2 separate regions of the Homo sapiens genome follow, and region 1 is linked to region 2. Evidence: chromatin loops called from intact Hi-C (ENCODE). Cell type or tissue: MCF 10A. All regions are shown on one strand. Each heading gives the region's core, and the rest is flanking DNA. Links, peaks and the distances in the headings are about the cores only.

The links. A loop is a pair of places that touch in the nucleus more often than their neighbours do. Peaks named below come from ENCODE experiments on the same cell type or tissue, not always from the same donor. Only the 100,000 strongest peaks of a DNase experiment are listed, where the experiment ranks them.
Region 1: it touches region 2 in a loop (20-fold over the local background); 2 of 110 quality-filtered maps call a loop at or near these places.

Annotation. Positions count from the first base shown.
Region 1 is chr4:181,933,585-181,943,845 of GRCh38, forward strand. It overlaps a transcript of TENM3 not described here. Among named protein-coding and RNA genes, the nearest start is that of TENM3-AS2, 110 kb to the left of the region's middle. In MCF 10A, for the core only: a CTCF peak has its summit at 5,724; no DNase peak of the experiment used is centred there.
Region 2 is chr4:182,802,724-182,812,984 of GRCh38, forward strand. It overlaps TENM3 (teneurin transmembrane protein 3), which reads left to right. Exons shown (of 28, transcript NM_001080477.4): 28 at 1-301. Among named protein-coding and RNA genes, the nearest start is that of DCTD, 110 kb to the right of the region's middle. RefSeq lists enhancers at 1,088-1,257, 4,910-5,848, 5,977-6,478 and silencers at 3,671-3,760, 3,781-3,830, 7,123-7,242. In MCF 10A, for the core only: a CTCF peak has its summit at 3,796 (motif pointing left); a DNase peak (open chromatin) is centred at 3,838.

The sequences.
Region 1 (10,261 bases), core at 1,266-9,265, 870 kb before region 2:
TTAATAGGTCTATCTAGCATCTTCCATTAGTGGGTGTCACTGTGATGAAATTAACAAAGCCCTATTCTGAAGACTTTCCGGACCAGCTTGGAAGCATTTTGTGATAATGGTGCTCATTGTAACCAGATTTGACCTGTGGTTTAGTATCAGCAACTAAAAATGCAGGCATTTAACTACACTGAATTTAATTCTAGCCCAAACCAAGCTTTTTAGTCAGCCTACGATATCACAAGAAATATTGTAGAATTGAATAGTTAGTTGCATTCAATCAGACTCAATAGATTTTTTGTGTATTTTTAGGTGAGAAATGTGAAATTAAGGTGTATGGGATGTCTGCATTTCCTTCTCTTCCTGGCTATCTTTATTTAATATGCTCAAATCAGTTATTAGGTTATCAATGTGTCTCTATTATTTCTAGAAACAGTTTGATTAAATTGATTTTTCTATAGTAAAATTCCCCTTTCTGTGTGTGTGTGTGTGTGTGTGTGTGTGCGCGCGCTTTTAAATCACACTTAAACATACATAGGAATATGATGTTGGACAATGCGCTAATTGAAGTGAAGAGTTTAATGGACCTGATAGAGGGTAAGGACATGCCATACCTCAGTTGATTGCTTCTCGATTAGGACTCACATTGCTATCCCATTCTTCCTTTTGAGTATGACTTGAGTCTGTACAGTGCACTACATAAATGATTTTCCATGGCTTTTTAAAAGGCGGTGCATATTAATATTTTAAACTGAAGTAATTGCTTCTTGCTCAGCAATGGGTTTCATTTATGAGTGTTTATCCTCAGCAAATGGAAAGTATGGTTAATCTAAGTTAAAAATGGGTTCTTTAAATAGCTCTAATTACATTCTGTTTATATTTGTATGTATTAGACACTTAAGATTTAATCGGTAGCAGTTCTAACAAGCCATAATGTTTATTAGCTGGTTTTAAATTATTGTTATGGATGGGACTGGAATGAGAAAATAAGTGATTTGCCTACTATCAAACACAGTAAATAAAAGATGGACCAATGCTTAAAAAAGGATTTTTAGCATAACTTCAAATTTTAATATAATTTATGAGAAAGAGGTCATATTAGGTCAATTCTTTTTCTTTTTTCTTTATTTTTTAAACTCTAACAATAGAAAGAATGTGGTGTCTAATGGCATAAGATTAGTGGAATTTTTGTTTTCAAAAATTATTAAGATCCTAGTGTTCGAGTACTAGAAAAGAAGGGACTAAATTTTGCATTTTAATTCACATTTATTCAGAAGGAAAACTGACATGAGACATAACATGTTGATTTTTTAATGAAAAAAATTGTTTTAAGTTGATATGATGCTAGCTTGTCTATTTAATTTGCTTAAACTCTATATTTTGATTAACCAGAAAAGACTTTGTTGGATTCTGCTTCTTCCCTGAGAAATTTATCCAAGGACTTCCTCTAATCTTTGAAGAAAACTTCTGAATTACACATGGCTCACACATAGTGAATTAGGAAACTCACAGTCATTTTATTGACATTTAATTTTCAACTTGTTTTATTGTAATTTTCAAGATATGCAAAATGAAGTATAATTCAAAAGACAGTTTATTAATAATAACACCTGTATCTCTATGGAACTAAAAACATTTGTGATTGTTTTCAAAAGGCAATAGTATTCCCAGAAAAGAAGTCTGTAGAATTATTAGTGTCATTTTATAAATAAGGAAGATGAGACAAACATTACAACTTCTTTACAATGTGAAGAACGTAATCGTTTCATCTCCACCTTAAGCTCTGAGCTCTGTCCCTAGAGCTATAAGCCACCATAGCCTGCTAGGCTAGTTCTTCTTTTGCAGAAACTCTCATTCCTCTTTTGTTTTCTATTTCTGTTGCTACTTTCTAGAGGATGTCCTTGCTACCTTATGCCTGAAAATAAAGCCTTGCTAATTCAGTCTAGTCTCTCTCTGCCCAGCTACCGGGCATCACTATGGCACTTGTCCCCTTAAGCACCCACAATCATGCCACTCTTCACTCTCAAAGCTGCCAAGAGGTGACCTCTCTCTATTGGATACAAGCCCACATGGCTCATCTCTGCATGCCGGGCACTCCTGGATCCTGTGCCTTTACCAGGCCTTCCAAACTTACCTCCCAGTGGTCTGCAAAACTCTCGAATCCCAGCCAAGCCTCATGTCCATCTCAGGGTTTCCCTCCTCTGCACCGATGCCTTTCCATTTTCTTGAAGCGCACTCTACCGACATCGGGCCTTATGGAAATCTCCCCTATTCTTGAAGCCTCAGACAAACCTCATTTCCATTATAGTCGCTTTCCAGATCTGGGTTCCGAATGCATTTGTTTTATATCATTCATCTGTCATGTATCCTATTTACCTCATAGCATAAATCTTCATATCCTTGTTCATATCCAAGCTATGTAACTCTAGCTTGGCACATAATAGGTACTCCGTTCATATTTGTAAATAGATATTTATTACGGGATTAATGAATGTTGCTCAGTGCTGAGTGCTTTATTTTGCATAATTAAGAATCAGGGCTGGATGCAGTGGCTCACACCTGTAATCCTAGCACTTTGGGAGGCCAAGGTGGGTGGATCACCTGAGGTCAGGAGTTCGAGACCAGCCTGACCAATGTGGTGAAACCCCGTCTCTACTAAAAATACAAAAAAAATAAGCTGGGCATGGTGGTGTGTGCCTGTCGTCCCAGCTACTCGGGAGGCTGAGACAGGAGAATTGCTTGAACTTGGGAGGCAGAGGTTGCAGTGAGCCAAGACTGCACCACTGCCCTCCAGCCTGGGCGACAGGGTGAGACTCCATCAAAAGAAAAGGAATCAGATGTGAGAGTGGCTGATAGGTAATATTTGAATTAATTAATTAGTTAATTACTTTGTAGAAATTGTGAGTCATCTCTTTCGCCTACCCTTCACACTCTTTCAATAACCATTTCTTTCTATTCATCATTTCCTGATTTTGTCCTATGTTGGTGCAAGATGTTGGTGCCAGCCATCTGGGGGTGAACAAGACAGTCTTTGTCACCATGAGTAATAGTCTTAGAGAATAGCAGGGAAGACAAACACAAACAATAATGGCAGTGAAATGTGTTGAGCGTTATGGCTGAGATTGACAGGAAATTATGGAAACGAAGAGCAGAGGACCTATCTGGCTTAATCTAGGGGACAGGAAAGACCTCCCTGAGGAAGTGAGCTTTAAACCAAGACCCAAGGAAAGCCCAGGACTAAAACAAGCAGAAGGGGAGAGCAGCAGGCCCCTATAATTACCAAGGCCCCATGCTAGGCTCTAGGCGCAAAGGGGGAAAAGAAAACAATGTTTCCTGCCCCCCACGAAGCTTTCATAAATAATAAAACAATTTGCAATAAGCACTGTGAAGAAAGCAAGCAGTGTGTTGTTGTAAAGAGGTAACAAGTGGGGAGAATGCCATCTAATTACATACAGTGGCCAGAATAGAAATTTTTGAAGAGATGCCACCTAACCTGTGATCTGCAGGATAAGAAGGAGGTGGCCCTGGGCAAAGCAGGTATGGGAGCATTCTAAGCGAAAGCACCAGCGTGTGCAAAGCTCTGACAGTGGAGAAAACTTGGACCATCCAGAGAAGAGAAGGAAGGCCAAGGTGGCTGCAAAGCTGTCAGTAGAGGAGGTAGCCTGAGATGGGATTAGCAAGGTGGCCTTCCCAGACTATGGAGGGCCTCCTAGGCCAAGAGGAAGAGTTTGCTTTTGATGCTAAGTGCATTGAGAAACCATTAGTGGGCTTTAAACAGGAGAGAGGCATGACCCAGTTTATACTTTAAAGTACAACTTCTGCAAGAAGATGATTCCTAGCGAGGGAAGAAGAGGGGCAGGGCATCTAGGCTGATGGTAGCTTAGCCATCGTAGGAAGAGTGACGATTGAAGTGGGAGAATTCTACATCCATATGGGAAGGACATTGAACAGGACACATGCATTGGATGCAGGGGATGAACAAAAGAGGAATAAAGAACATGAGGACAGACGTGATCATGACTGCACGAAGGCCTTTTGCTAACTTCTTCCTTCTAAGCCTATTTCTTTGCCCCAGTGCTGCTTCACACCCTGGCACTACTACAAAAGCTGAGAACTTTCTTGAATTCTTTACTATAAATTGAGTTCAGAAGACCTTAGAACAAGCTTGGAGGAAAAAATATGTGAACTCTGATGAATGCCAATGTGACTTTCAGTCTTGAACCTGGCTGCTCAGTTGCCCCAGTCATCTTTCTCCCAGAGTGGAAAGTTTTAAAAGTCTCTTCAAGCTGCCTCCATCCCCAGTGAAGAGACCATGACCCCACTTAAGATGTGATTTTCAGGTGAGCCTGAAGAGATGCCTCTGAATTAGCTCCTCCCTTTTCCATCCAAGGCTCTGTGGCCCTTCCTATATCACCAAGCCACTGAGGATAGCAGCTGGGCCACACAACAGTTTCACCCCTTGCCGATTCTCAGTTTTTATCATACCTTGGCTCTGGTTGTATGAATAAGTAATTTCAAGTAGATCTTAATGTGGAACTAAGCTAGTTTGATTTCATGCTTGCTGCTACATGTGGCTAAGCTTATATTCTAGACATTATAACGTTTTATACCTAGAAGGAGCCTTAGCTGTCATGTTATCAGATGTCTTTATTATATAGATGAGAAAACCAAGATGTAGAAAGTTAAAGTCATTTGGGGCACGTCATAATACTCCAGAAAATCGTAACCTTTAGAAAGCTCTGTATTCTAATTCTAACCACATCTCTTACCAACTGTACTAATTAATTCATCTCTATACCCTCCTTCAATTTTCTTATTTTAAAACAAAGACAATAATTCCTACTTTGCAGAATAGTCAAGGGGATCAGAGATAATACACAACAAGCATATGATATTTACAAAACACTCAATAAATTGTCATTATTATATGTTCACTTTTCGTTGTCCACTGTTAAAGTGACAGTATCACTTAGTAGCCGATAAAGGCCTAAAACTCGTATTTCCAACCTAATGCTCCTTTTTATACACAGCATACAGCCTGATAGAAATTTTCATGAGTTCATGGACTCTTCCTCAGTCTATTTAGGAATAACAAACAAATGCATCCCCCACCTCGTGCCCATTTCGAGCCCTTTGAGAGTTTCTTGTGCCCTGGAGAATTAGGTACACAATTTGTAACTTTATTCAGCAGTGAAATGCCACTGTGGTCGCAAAAAAGCTAAAGCAATATTTCAACCCTAAGAACTAGGTCTGGCACCCAGAATAAAAGACTCTTTTAATAGGAAGAATAATCTATCAATTTTGTGAAAGGGCTTTTGGAAAAGGCTCAAAGTCCTACTGCAATATAAAACATAAATGGTACATTGTCCTAGTTTTTTGCTGGAAATTGTACGTTAGCACTAAAGAACAGAATTTCTTTTGCTTCAGTCTGCATTTTTAGAACATGCTATAAAGACAACTCTATTTTCTAGGGGTTAATAAGTAATGTAAGAAAAAAAAAGATGGCATGGATTAAATGAAGATAATAATTATAACAGTAATCTTGTGCACTTTTTCATACTTAAAGTATAAAAGAAAATTTGTTTCTACCCATGAAAGAAAAATCCTCTCCTTATTATTATTGTTCTATACACTTTCTAGAATTTTCTTATACTAAGATATGGTTATAATCCTAGTCCTGCAGGAAGGAAGGTATGTGTCTCTGTGTAAGAATGCCGGGAACTCGTTTCTGGTATCAGCCACTTGAGTGTGCTCTAGAATCGGCGTGTAGCCTGTCTGTTCACCAAAAAGGTGGTAGGATTCCTAGGAAAAGCTCCTGGAGATTTCAGAGTGATGTCCTCCATGGGAAACAGGCCAGGAAGATATAAATAAGAACCGCAGAGAAAGAGCTGTGGCTGTGATCAGCCTGTCGGTGTTTCAGTACAGTCAGGCGTGCCTGTGAACCTTGGAGAGAGGGCAAAACGGTAAGATCGGAAACTTGTGCCCTAAAAGCAAAACAAAATTGTTTTCTGGACCTCTTCCGTGATCTGTTTATTTCTCCACTTCTTTCTCTTAGTTTTAAAAGCTCCAATCATCTCAGCTGAACTAAGGGGAAGAATGTGTCTATTGTTGGACAGCTATATAAGGGGTTGGGGTGCGGGGCGCTCAGCACATGGCAGGGGCCAGGGTGAGTGGAGAATACCGCTTGATGAGAGAACCCCAAGGCGGAGAGGTGTCCGCTGCCTCCTCCAGGGTGAATCTTTTAGGGCCTTGGTTTTATTTTAGTCCTTTTATTAAAGCTAGTGTTCTTCAACAACCACTATTTCATTTCATTGCTTTAAATTATATTCTAAATATTCATTTCTTTTGCCCTGGTCTCCATAATAAAGACTTTCAAAATATCGTGACAAGCAATTGACTGAGTGGAGAAACACTGAAAGCTGGAGGAATTTAAGCAGAAATGCACGCTTTATGCACATGTTCTTTATGTTCTAGCTTAGATTCCTTCGGGATTTTTGCTGCACTATTTTGAAGCGAATCCATCAATAAAAAATAACAGTGATAATAATAACTTTGAAGTATGCTCAATGAAAATATAGCATCTCTGCATACACAAAGTGTCTTGTTTTTTATAATGTAAAGTTGGTCTGTCCCTTTAGAATATAAAATAAATAGTGCCAATCTCCCTTTTCTTCATGATCTGAACATTAAAATATTTTTTTACTTAGGAAATTTCAGCTTGCTTTACTAAAGGAATATTTCAAACATACAAGAAAATACAGATGTCCTCTAAACCAACTCATACAGTGTACACATATTTAGCTTCGCCAGAATCACTGATTCAATCAGTTATCTATTGAGTATTTACTACGCATTGAATCCTGCTCTACTGAAAAAAAAGTTCCAGTCCGGTGCAGTACATATGCTGTTAGGAGAACACAGGTAATAAATAATAACCATAATAAATAAACTATATAACATAATAGAAAATAGTATGTGTTACAGAAAATTAAAGCAGGGTAAAGGGAATTGTGAATCTCATGGCAGGATATGGTGATAAGACTGCAATTTTATGATAGGGTGGACTCATTGAAAAGGTAAATTTGTGCAAAGACTCCACAAAGGTGAAGTGAGCTAGGCAGATATCAGGAAACAGCACAAAGTCCCCGTGGTAGCCAGCCCTCAAGGTCAGTTTAGTGTGGCAGAGGAGTGACATGGCATATCTCTTCTTCTGAAATTTCACTGGGGCTGCTGTGTTGGAAATAGGGTAGAATTAGAGAAGTCTATGAGGAGAGTATTACAGTCTCCCAGGCAACAGTTAATGGCATCTCAAAACAAAGAGGTATCAGTGTTTGTGTTGGCAAGTGGTTAGATTCTGGATATATTTTGAGGATAGACCCATCTGAATTTCCAGATGAATTGAATACCGGGTGTGAGAAAGAGAAATCAATTATTTATTCATGGTTATCAGGCTGAATAACTGGAAAGATGGTGTAACCATTCCCCGAGCTTCAGAAGACTGCGAGAATGGGAATGGGAGGTGGAATCAAAAATTTAGATGTTACAAATAACTCTCAAAGGAGTTTGGAAATATTTACTCCTACTAGCCACGTATGAGATCATGTGTATCCCTCCATCAGAGTTCACTTCTATAATCTGAAAACTCGTGTCTTTAAATTCAGAAATACCCACAGTCCTTATCACTCAATACCACCTCTTCCTCATTCTCTACTCTCTCTTTCCAGAACTTTTGTTTGATGTTTTTTTTTTTTATAGCTATTTGGCTCTATTTCATCTATTATTACTTTTTCATTTCACTATGCTGCATTCTGGATGACTTCCTTAAATATCCCTTTTAAATTACAGTTCTTCCTACCTGTTGCCTGATCTGCTATTAAGCTCATTTGCTTTTTATTTCAATGACTATAATTTTCACTTATAAGGTTCTATTTGGTTTCTTAGATCCACCCATTCTTTTCTAGATGGGTGTGTTCTTTCTATCATTTGTTTTATCGCTTTAGTTATTTTAACTGAAGTTATTTTCTCATTTCTTTCTTAGCCTTACATTATGTCAATGACTTCAGATGCTAATTCATCTTTTCTTTTCATCTGATCACTCCCTCTCACTTGTGAATGATTTGCTTTCATCATTTACAGTTTTGTTGTTGTTGCTGTGGGGTTCCCGAGGGTGAGGAATATCCCTTGTGCCTGGGTTATGGACATGATTCTAGAGGTTTGGTTTTACCTTTTCTTTCCCTGCCAGCTCCAGTTGTTTCACAGGACTGACATGAGTGTCTCATGAATTGGAATGAGATTGTCCATATCATAAGTAAATATTTTAAGTTTGATCCCCACATCTGCATGTTGAAGAGGCTTGGAGTTAAAATTTCTCGCAGGAGACGCTTCTATCAGAACACCTAAAAAACAACAGGCTTCCCTGCCTCTCCCCTGGATAATGGACAAAAATTTCCACAAAAGAGGCAGCCCTTCCGGTGACCTGCTTTCGGCCGTGATCTTGGTTTCTGATGCCTTCCTGTGTGAGGACTCAGGCCGCCTCTTCTGGCCTGAAATGGACAGTCACTTCCTAATCTCTGCGTGCCAACTGGCACCAATTTGGTATTACCCAAAGGACTTTGGTATCAGTTGAAGATCTCTTTCTGTTTTTTTCACCTAGAAATTTCCTATTCTTTCTTTCCAGCATTGCTATGATGTTGGGCCTTTTTTTTTTTTTTTTTTCAATTTTTCATTACCTTTTATCCAAAATTATCAGTTTGGAGTTAGAAGCGGTTAAATAAGATTTGTGCAGCCGGTGGTGATATCTGATAATCTCTGTGACATATGAGGTCCTTCAGGCCTTCTAAGTGCCTAAAGGACCACTTACTTTCTAGACTGAAGAGAGGCCCAGAGTCCTGAGTGAGGGACCAGTGGGGTGGCTGTTTACCAACCAACACCCAAGACTTTCTTAGCCATCAGGGCAGCTATGTGGATGTGTATCAGCCAAATATCAGACTGCATATAGTGAGTTTTCTTTTCTTACTGCTCTCTGCACATAATTCATATTGTCATTTACAGCAATTAGATAAGGAGCTCAAAGGAAAAACACTACCCCGGGGATAAAAGACTGGGAAAAAATATTTGGCCATTAAATTATTCAAAGCAACATGAAACTATCTTAAAGTCTATTTAGATTGCTTTGTTTCATGAAATGAGGGAGAATGGAAAAAAATATTTTTAAATCTGAGAGTCAATTTCATGTCCTTACTCTGGTACAAAATAAAATACATATTGTAAAGGTACTTAGCATTATAGTTACTCACATTTTAATTAGTTCCAGGTACTTCAACATTTAATCACAATTTAAAAATCATTATATTCATACCTTTGATAATAGGTTAATAATATTGACATTGGCACTTATTTTCTAGAAATTATAAAGACAATCTTGGCATATTCAAAGAGGCACATAGATTATATCTGTAAGAATTGCCATTCAAATATTTTGGGAGTAAAACACCTTTTGAACAAACTTGTGTTTTATGTCTACAAATGTAATTTTAGGGCAAAGGAAGGGTTTTGGTATGCAGGCTTTTCTACCTCCTGAAAGTGGTAGAGTCCCTGGATCCCGGGTAGATTGTAACAACCTGTGTATTTGAGCATAGAAGATTTATAGATTAATGTCAAGGTTCTCAGTGATGCCTAGAGTTAGGCATTATGTTTGCCTTGCCTTGGAAACTACTTAAAAAGACCTGAGCTGGGTAGTTTCTATGTGTCTATTATTTCCAGCCTTTAGCCAATCAGATTACAAGCAGGGGAGAGTAGAACAGGAGGTTGGGTTCATTCCGATATTTCCAAAATTTTGTCAAAAATTGTTTCTGACTCCAAAGATTATTCTTCCAGCATTAGTTGGTTAAGAAAATGCTTAGTAACAAAAATTTACTATTATTTCAGTGATTGTGGTGGATGAATGTTCATTTCCATGCCAATTCAATATATATTTGAAAAATAGTGGTGTATGCAAGCTGTTATTAATTAAATTCACTTATTTAATCTGTTTCTTTGATGCATAAACAGATTCTGGGAATTGCTTGTGACACCTCTTTGCCCGCCAGAATCTGGAGTTAAATGCTGAAAACTGTTGTTCCACAGACCGTAGAAGCAATTGAACACATATGCAATTATATGCAAAGGCTTTTGCATATAATTCAGCTGTAGTTCAGCTTCATCATAGCCTGATCAGCTGACACAGCAATCACCCCAATTATTCAATTTTTTGGTCTGACACGTTTCCGCAGGG
Region 2 (10,261 bases), core at 737-8,736:
ATGCTTTTACAAGAAATAGTGACCTTGGGGAATATGTAAACAAAAGACCTTTTTCTAAGAGTTGGGAGGGGGTGGGGGACTGTATAATGAAAAGAATTAGCTTACAAAAAAGAAATTGATATTCAAAGTATTTTAGGCAAAGCCAGTCAAAATGCTTTCATGATATTTTGAGATGTAAATTTTGTCTGATTTGTATTGTTCTTTTCATTTGCCTTCTTAACTTTATATGTGACCTGAATTTTCCATAACTTGATGACTATAGATTGCACCTAGGCATTCCAATAAAAGCCAACCCAATGTGTGTGTGTTTTTATATTTTTTCAAGTCTTGGGCTAGCCAGCATTGCTTTTGTGTTTAACGTGGAGGACGCAAATAGATGCAGTTGTTGGGGAATTGATTCATCTGCAACCCAGTTGGTAGTATCTTTTTTTTTTTTTTTTTTGTCCATTGGCCAGACTGCTGGCTCAGCAGAGTGAACTTCACAGGGGACTCTCCCATGGCCTACTTTAGAAAAACAGTAAACACACCCCCACAAAGCCAAACACGCTAACTGTAAAGAAGAGTTTACAAAAATACCACCCATTACTACTTGAGAGCAGGCCTCATTCCTGTGATCCTGGCAATAAGTGTGCTTAATTAAAACACTTGATTAGAATAATCAGTTTGGGCCTGGTAGGCTTGCAGCCTCCTGGAGATGTCTAAATCTACATATAGACCGGCTGATTAGAAGATGCTTAGTTCAGCAATTCTGGCCGGCAGGCCAGGGCTTTGATTTTAGTCGGAAGAGGCAGACTTCATCACACTTGCTTTCTAGTGACAACCTCAACTGCATAACGTGTTGATCCAGCAAGAATCAGGTCATTCCACTTGGCAAACTGGTCTGTTTTCTTCTCCTCGAATTAGACTTTAACATGATCAAAACGGAATTCCAGAAAAACAGGCGAAGTACTGCTTTCCTTCTCTACAGTCTTTTCCTTAAAAGTAATGTCTGAACAAATGCAAATAAAAATGGTGCCGGTAAAAATTATACCTTAGAAAAAATAATCTGAATATGGGATATGCTGCTGCCACATCCCGTGAAATTTGTCTTTACATTCACCACACATATCCTAACAGTTGCATGGGGTTCTAACTGCCAGACCGCAACAGAAGGGCAGCACCTGACTGTAAGTACTTCAAAATCAGGACCAGTCCTCAAGCGCTTGAAAAGATGAGGAGAGGAGCTGGAGGTTACAACGAGCTATGATCGCAGCACTGCTCTCCGGCCTGAGCGACACAAGACCCAGTCTCTTAAAAAAAAAAAAAAAAAAAGTTTTTTAATGAAAGAATGCCGTTGATGCTTTCCCTATCCGTGCCCACTCTTCACTCCGTTCACCATCTTTTCTTTCTCCTTTTGCCCTGGGCTACTCCTGAATGCAGTTGTTTCTCTCGCCTGCTGACAGCAAATCAGCTGTCCGAGGTGCTTTTGGAAAGGAGGGATTCAAGAGAGGAAGCCAGAAGGCACTGATCCACATCATGTTCTGTCTGGGTAAAACCACCCGGGCAGTGCTCACAGCCGCTCGCTTGCTGTTGTACAGAGGAGGACAAGGTCCACCTGGACCAAGAACTGCCACCACCCATCTGGCCGGGGCGGGGTGGGTATCATTTGATCTCCAGCAGAGTGGGGTGAGTCTGCCCCTGGGAAGCCTCGAAGGGCAACATATTAAGATCTCACCCTTCCATAGATACCCAAATTTCCTCCCACTTTCCTTCAAGGAGTGATCTGATTCCAGCATCCCAGTCCACAAAATGCATCCCCATTCCAGAAGCTGGAGGTGGAATGGAATTACAGAAATGAGTTGTCCAAGTTCACAGAAGTGGCTTAAGTTAAGGTGAGCAGAGATTCCCTTTGCTAGTACCCTCCACTACATCACAGCCTCCTCATAACGCTCCCCGGGAAGATACCGCAAATACTCCTTACCGCCCCCCTTCCCATGGGCACTTGATCTTTCCAAAGCTGCCATCATTTACAGCCAGGACTAGCATTTTTCATTCTATAACGATCCGCCGACACTAAACAAAACAGATGCCTTGAGTGCCCCCTCTGCCTGCCAGTATTTCTAGCTCCTCACGCCCTTCTGTGTAGGTAAGCCAAGTTTGACTCTCCATCATTTCCAAAAGAAAGACCATTGGGCTGTTTACCTAGATTTTCCATAAGTTATTCATCTGGCTTTGAACATCCTACTAGACCCATGAAAAAATAAAATAAAAATGAGTTATAACTCATTATCACCCATTTTAACCACAGAGTTAAGCCAGAGTACCAAACAGGTACTGATAAGCCATTTGAATTTTCTACCTTCTCATTTAAGCCACATAATGAATGTCCTCTGTTTGCCAGACTTCTCATTTGCTGTTCACCACCCCTGCAAGCAATGGTCTCTTGATGTTAGTTAATTACTAATAACTTTTAGGTAAATTGAGTAAACCTTTTCATTTATGAACCGACTTAGAATCCTGTCGTGGAGGAATACGGGATTCCTAGAGTCCCGTGGATAGAGAATTTACTATCAACCGATTCTAAGCCTAGAGTAACATCATTATTCAGTTTAGAGTTAATGGGTTCCTCAAAGCAAATTTAATAAATCCTTCTGGGATCTAAGCTCAGGAAAATTAAAATTAGAAGCATAAATTGTCACTTTTAGGGCAAGAGACTGGCTTGGTAACAGTCCCCCTGCTTACAGGGTGAATTGTGAGCTACGCTTAGCCCTGGCCACAGGCATTCATCCTGTATTATGCAGGGAAATCTCGTTCTTCCACCTGTGTGCAGAGATTTCCTGAATTCCAGCCACAGCGGCCATTTCTCTATGGCATAGCTCGCTGCACACAACTGTCAGGATTTACAAGCGGTCCGCTGGGTCAAAATGAATTTTTAAAAATGTTCACAAGTGAACTCTATCAGGGGAGAGTGCGGGGAGCATAAATGCCCAAGGACTTAAAATGACAAATTCTCGGGCGTGACTGAAAGGCTGAAAATGGGGCGCTCAGTGGAGGTCGGTGAGGAGGCTCACCAGGCTCTCTTCAACCTGGAGTTCTTCTGCACCGTGGTTAATGACCGTAGGCTGGAGACTGCCCCATCCCACACCTTCCTCCCACACGAACACTAGGGAAAGTCTAGTCTGCCTGTTCCAGAGAAAATTCTGCAAAAATCGTCCCCAGAACTATCTTTGCATCCACGATGCTCGCTCTCTCTCTCTCTCTCTCTCGCTCTCTCTCGTTGCAATGGGTCAGGTTGAATCTAACCCTCTCTGTCCTTTAAGGCTTGGAAGGAATGCCATAGGGCTCCCTCGGTGGGCCAGGGCGACGTTGATGACTCAGGATCTCAAAAGGACCTAGAGCCAGTCTGTCATCCCCAGTTTCTTAATTTATTGACAAAAGGTAACGAACAAGCAGATTGTAAAATATCTTTATTCAGCTATGACATGATTTCCAAGCTCAAAAAAAAAAAAAAAAAAAAAAAATCAAGCCTGGCGTTTAACTTCAGTCTGGAGCATTGACAGGTGACAGGTCACTGCAGAACACAGAGGTGACCCAAGGCAGAGAACGGGAGGTAGCGAGAGGAAGACGACACCCTTCCCTGAGTCCTCCCTCATCTGGGGCTTCCCTCTGGCCTTCCCCTGGGGTTCCTGGGACTCGGCTTCTGCGGACATGGAAAAGCCGTCCCAACATCCGGCGGCCCCGTGGGCAGGGGTCCTGGGACGCCCCCTCCTGCATCCCCGGGCGGGCCCTGCAGGGGATGGCGGCGATTTCAGGAAGGGCTCCGGCGCCCCCTAGTGACGCGCGGCTGTGGTAGGGAAAGTCCTGCACGCCAAAAGGGCAGTTCCCGGGCCAGAAACCGAGGTGAAACCGAAGAGAAGGCGCCGCCGCTCGCCGCTCGCCACTCTCCACCCCAACCGCGGCGGGGCCGGCTCTCTGACCCTCTCTTCCCCACCTCTGCTCTGCCCTCCGAGTTTCACACTTAAAGCGGAGACTTCTGCTTCAGCACCGCCGCACCGAGGCCTGGGCCCTGCCAAAGTGGCTCGGGTAAGATTTCCCTGCACGTCGAGCAGACACTGTCATGCCGCGTTGCTCTCACTCACAGATCGAAATAAGGCCCTTCCTCCCGGGAATCGTCCGCGGGCTGAGTTCCGCAGCGCCTGAAAACAGTGATTTCTGAACTATCATATTGTTTCCCTTTTACTTTTCATGTTAACAGTCCTGTCGCTGGAAAGAATGTCCCGGAAGAACGGATCACTTAAATTCAGAGTGGCATTTTTATTTCTGAGGGAGCTGGGCTCTCACGGAACGTGCTGGAGTGACAGCCTGGAAGAGCGAAAGCCGCCCCCCCTCCCGCTTCCCCGCAGCTCCCCAGCCGCCTCGGCCTGGCCTCCCTGCAGCGGTGACATCCAGTCTCCCTCCTCTACCCAAGCCTGCGGCAGCCACGAAAGCCACCGCGGCGCAGAAGTGGGGAGGGATTCAACCTTTTGCCCCTGGGTTGTCGCCCAGAGAAGCCAATGGATGCTAATCTCATATAGCAGCCTGTTTGCTGGTGTCCTGCCTTCAGAAACCGGCCGTGAGTGAGCCCGCTGGCATTTTGGGAGGCCAATATATAGGCCCTTTTTCCTACCCGGGTTCTCGCTGAAATGAGTAAGGCCGGAGATGGCTCAGGAAAGCCAAAATATCACCTAGATAAAGGCCGGGTTGGGAAGCAGCAGGCACAGCTGCATGGGAAATCCCAAAGGGCCACTAACGGGACACCAAGATAGATCAGCCAGGCGCTGGCAGCAGTGGCAGGATGACGGGAGAGGCCCTGCTCCCTGAGCTGGAGCCCAGCGTGCCCATGCCCAGTTCGTTCCTCCCCACTCACCAGGAGGGCAAAGCGCTCCCCTGCCCACTGGGAGCCGGGATGACCAGGAGGCCCGGAGTGAGATATCTGTCTCTCTCTCTCTCTCTGTCACACACACACACACACACAGACACACACACACACACACACACACACACACATATATCACCAAGGAGGCTGTGGGCTGTGGCACTAGGAGAAATATTGCACCAGGTCTGGAGCCCCGGGTTTGCGGATGCTGCCCCCACCGCCTGTGGCCTTCAGCCAGGTTGCTTCCCGCCCTGGGCCTCTGCCGAAGCCAGAGGCAGGGGCTCTCCACCGGCAGCAGCGAGCGCCTCGCCTGCTGTGACAACTCTGTCTGGCTCTGGGGCTGCTCGGGAACCCGGTCCTAAACACAAGTTCTTGGGTCGTAAGCACAGGCTGGCAGTCCCAGATCGGGAGGCCCCATGCATCTGCTCCCGACCTGAGTCCCTCGCCCTGGCTCCCACTCCGCCACCCCATGGCGCTGCCTGCGAGAGGCGCCGGAGCCAGGCTCTGGCCTTTTCCGAGGCGGCTGCCTGCCGGTTCCTCTCGCGCCTGTTACACGGCGGACGGCAGGCTCCCGGGCTCTTGTAAATCAAAGGGCAACAGGACTCGCCTCGCCACCACTCAGGCTCTTTCTGCGGCCTCTGCCAATTAGTGCTCCAGTTAATCACACTTAGCAACTCCCTGGAGAAGCAGCGAAGCCGGGAGGAGCCCAGCGTGGGAGACCCCCTCAGGCTGGCTCTGCCGAGACGGAGATGACCACTGGCCTCTGCGCCTTGGTTTCCCCATCTTTACAGTGAACCCAGACCTTGGTCCCCAGCCGCCCCTCCCCACTTCCCGTGCCAAGACGCTGCATGTGTGTGCACACACACACGCATCTGTGTACGCATGTGTGCATGTGTGTGTGCATGTGCGTGTGTGCCTGCAAGTGCGTGTATGTGTGCATTTCTGTGTGTGTGTGCGTGTGCATATGTGTGGGGTGTGTGCACGTGTGTGAGTATATGCATGTGAGTGTGCACACGTGTATGTGTGCCTTTGTGTATGTGTGTGTGCACGCACATGTGGGTGGGTGTGTGCGTGTGGATGTGAGTACGTAATGTGCGCGCACATGTGTGAGTGTATGCATGTGAGTGTGCACGTATGTGTATGTGTGTTTGCGTATGTGTGCACGTGTGCATGTGGGGGTGTGCGTGTGTGGATGTGTGTACATAACGTGTGTGTGCATGTGTGAGTGTATGCATGTGAGTGTGCACGTATGTGTATGTGTGTGTTTGCATATGTGTGCACGTGCTGTGGGTGTGTGCATGTGCACGCATGTGTGTGCATGTGCGTGTGTGCAGGCATGTGTGCATGTGTGCATGTGCGTGTGTGTGCATGTGTGTTTGTGCATGTGTGTGTGCATGTGTATGTGTGTGGACAGAAAAAGCTAGAAGAAAGAGCCCATGGTGATATCAAGGCTACCACCCAGACGTCTTTCACCATCTCCTGGGAAAGTCCCCGAGCTGCGGGAACCCCAGCCACAAAGCTCAGCCACATGAAGAGGCCCCAGGACGGGAAGGGGGTTGCTCTCCCTGCAGCCCCCACCCACCAGGGAGGGAAGTGGCGAGCAGGGCTCCCTGGCACCTCCTCACACTTCCTGCAGGACAGAGCCTAGTAGCTGCCCTGTCCCCACCCCAGAGCTCACTGCTCGCCGTTTGAAGATGATGCAGCCTGACTCTCGGGCGTGAGTATTTGTAACCGCACAGGAAATGACACGGAGCATGGCAACCTGCAAACACAGCCCTGCCAGCATCCCATGCTTTGCCCTGCTCCAGAAAAGGAAACTCGAGGAGGAAGGAAGTGGGCAGAGGAGACAGCACAGGGTCCCTGGGTCCATGCCTGATGGTGCCCAATGTTGTCCCCCTTTTTCTGGCAGCCTTAAAGGCTAGAACTGGACTGAACCCCAAGGGCACGCCTCACCAGTTCTCCCTCCTGGGCCCTGCCTGGTCCCTGGCGGCATCAGGCCTCGCTGGTCATCAAGTTCAAGACCCTGGCAGTGAGGGTGCCCAAAATGGTGGCCCCCTGAAAACAGGCCAAGTCCAGTGCCAAGGCAAGTGAAAGGGTTCTGCCTCACAGTAAAAACCACCCCATATTGGTGGTTTTGCCCTGCCATTTCATAGTCCCCCAGCCCCACAAAAAGACAAGGATCCTTTCTACTTCTGCCCACAGTCACTTGTGAGAGCCAGGGCCATGACCCAACCCTGAGTCTGTCACCACCCCCACACCTTCCCAGGGATCCTGGGCAGGGACAGGTGGAATGCAGGCAGGGCAGGAGCATCCCCGAGAGGGCCCTCCAGGGGGAGCACTGCTTACTTTACACCCTCACCATACACACTCACACCACACACACACACACCACCACACACACCACATACACACACACCACATACACACATATCAGATACACACCACACACACCATCACATACACACACACACTCTCACCACACAACACACACGCCCTCACAACACACACACACATCACTACACACACCTCCTCACCACACACATACACCACACACACACAGACCCCACACAAATATGCACAACACACATGCACACCACACAATCACACACCATCTCACCACACACTTACCAACACATACCATCACCACACACACACCATACAAACACACACACACACCATACAAACACACATACACCACACACATATGCTATCACAACACACATACACACCCTCACCACACACACCAACACACAGCACACACACATACCATCACTACACAGACACACCCTCACCACATACATACCACACACACACACCCTCACCACATACATACGACACACGCACACACCATCACCACACACAAATACACTCACCATGCACACTCCCTATCACCACACCCACCACACACCCTCACCACATACACACACAACACATACACACTCACCACACACACACTGTATTAGTTCGTTCTCATATTGCTGTAAGGAAATACCCAAGACTGGATAATTTATAAAGGAAAGAGGCTTAATTGACTCACAGTTCCACATGGCTTCAGAGGCCTCAGAAAACTTAAAATCATGGTGGAAAGGGAAGAGGCATGTTTGACATGGCGACAGGAGAGAGAGAGAATGCATACATAGAAGGAACTGTCAAACACTTATAAAACCATCAGATCTTGTGAGAACTCACTCACTTTCATGAGAGCAGCATGGGGGAAACCACCCCCATGATCCAGTCACTTCCCACCAGGTCCCTCCCTCAAAACCTGGGGATTATGGGGATTACAATTCAAGATGAGATTTGGGTGGGGACACAGAGCCAAACCATATCATTCCACCCCTGGCCTCTCCCAAATCTCATGTTCTCACATTTCAAAACAAACAGGCCTTCCCAACAGTCCCTTAAAGTCTTAACTCATTCCAGCATTAACTCAAAAGTCCAACTCCAAAGTCTCATCTGAGACAAGGCAAGTCCCTTCTGCCTGTGAGCCTATAAAATCAAAAACAAGTTAGTTACTTCCTAGATACAATGGGGGTACAGACATGGGATAAATACATCCATTCCAAATTGGAGAAATTGCCCAGAATGAAGGGGCTACAGGCCCCATATGAGTCTGAAATCCAGCAGGGCAGTAAATCTTAAAGCTCTGAAATGATCTCCTTTGACTCCATGTCTCACATCCAGGTCACTCTGATGCAATGGGTGGGCTTCCACAGCTTTGGGCAGCTCCACCCCTGTGGTTCTGCAGGGTACATGCCCCTCTGGCTGCTTTCATGGGCTGGTATTGAGTGTCTGCAGCTTTTCCAGGTGCATGGTGCAAGCTGTCGGTAGATCTACCATTCTGGGGTCTGGAGGATGGCAGCCCTCTACTCACAGCTCCTCTAGGCAATGCCCAGTGGGGACTCTGTGTGGGGGCTCTGACCCCACATTTCACTTCTGCACTAACCTAGCAGAGGTTCTCCATGAAGGCTCTACCCCTGCAGCAAACTTCTGCCTGGACATCCAGGCATTTCCATACATCCTCTGAAATCTAGGTGGAGGTTCCCAAACCTCAATTCTTGATTTCTGTGCAACTTCAGGCCCAATACCACGTGTAAGCTGCCAAGTCTTGGGGCTTGCACCCTTTGAAGCAATGGCCTGAGCTGTACATCAGCCCCTTTTAGCCACAGCTGGGATGCAGGGCACCAAGTCCTGAGACTGCACAAAGCAGCAAGCCCAGCCCACAAAACCATTTTTATCTCCTAGACCTCCAGGCCTGTGATGGGAGGGGCTGCTGTGAAGACCTCTTACATGCCCTGGAGACATGTTCCCCATTGTCTTGGCGATTAACATTTGGCTTTTCATTACTTATGCAAGTTTCTGCAGCCAGCTTGAATTCACCTCAGAAAATGTGTTTTTCTTTTCTATCACATCGTCAGGCTGCCAATTTTCCAAATTTTTATGCTCTGCTTCCCTTTTAAACATTAGTTCCAATTCCCAACCATCTCTTTGTGAATGTATACAACCGAATGCCTTTAAGAGCACCCAAGTCATCTCTTGAATGCTTTACTGCTTAGAAATTTCTTCCACCAGATACCCTAAATCATCTCTCTCAAGCTCAAAGTTCCACATAATTCTAGAGCAGGGGCAAAATGCCACCAGTCTCTTTGCTAAAGCAGAACAAGAATCATCTTTATTCCAGTTCCCAAAAAGTTCCTCATCTCCATCTGAGACCACCTCAGCCTGGATTTCATTGTCCATATCACTATCAGCATTTTGGTCAAAGCCATTCAACAAATCTCTAGCAAGTTTCAAACTTTCCCACATTTTCCTTCCTTCTTCTGAATCTTCCAAATTGTTCCAACCTCTGCCTGTTACCCAGTTCTAAAGTCACTTCCACATTTTCAGGTATCTTTATAGCAGCACACCACTCTCTGTGGTACCAATTTACTGCATTAGTCCCTTTGCATACTGCTATAAAGTGTTGGCTGGCCGGGCATGGTGGCTCACACCTGTAATCCCAGCACTTTGGGAGGCCAAGGCAGGCAGATCATGAGGTCAGGAGATCGAGACTATCCTGGCGACCACGGTGAAATCCTGTCTCTACTAAAGATACAAAAAGATTCACCGGGCATGGTGGCAGGCGCCTGTAGTCCCAGCTACTCGGGAGGCTGAGGCAGGAGAATGGCGTTAACCTGGGAGGCGGAGCTTGCAGTGAGCCGAGATCGCGCCACTGCACTCCAGCCTGGGCGACAGAGAGAGACTCCGTCTCAAAAAAAAAAAAAAAAAGTATTGGCCAAGATGGGGTAATTTATAAAGGAAAGAGGTTTAATTTACTTACAGTTCGGCATGGCTGGGAGGCCTCAGGGAACTTACAATCATGGCAGA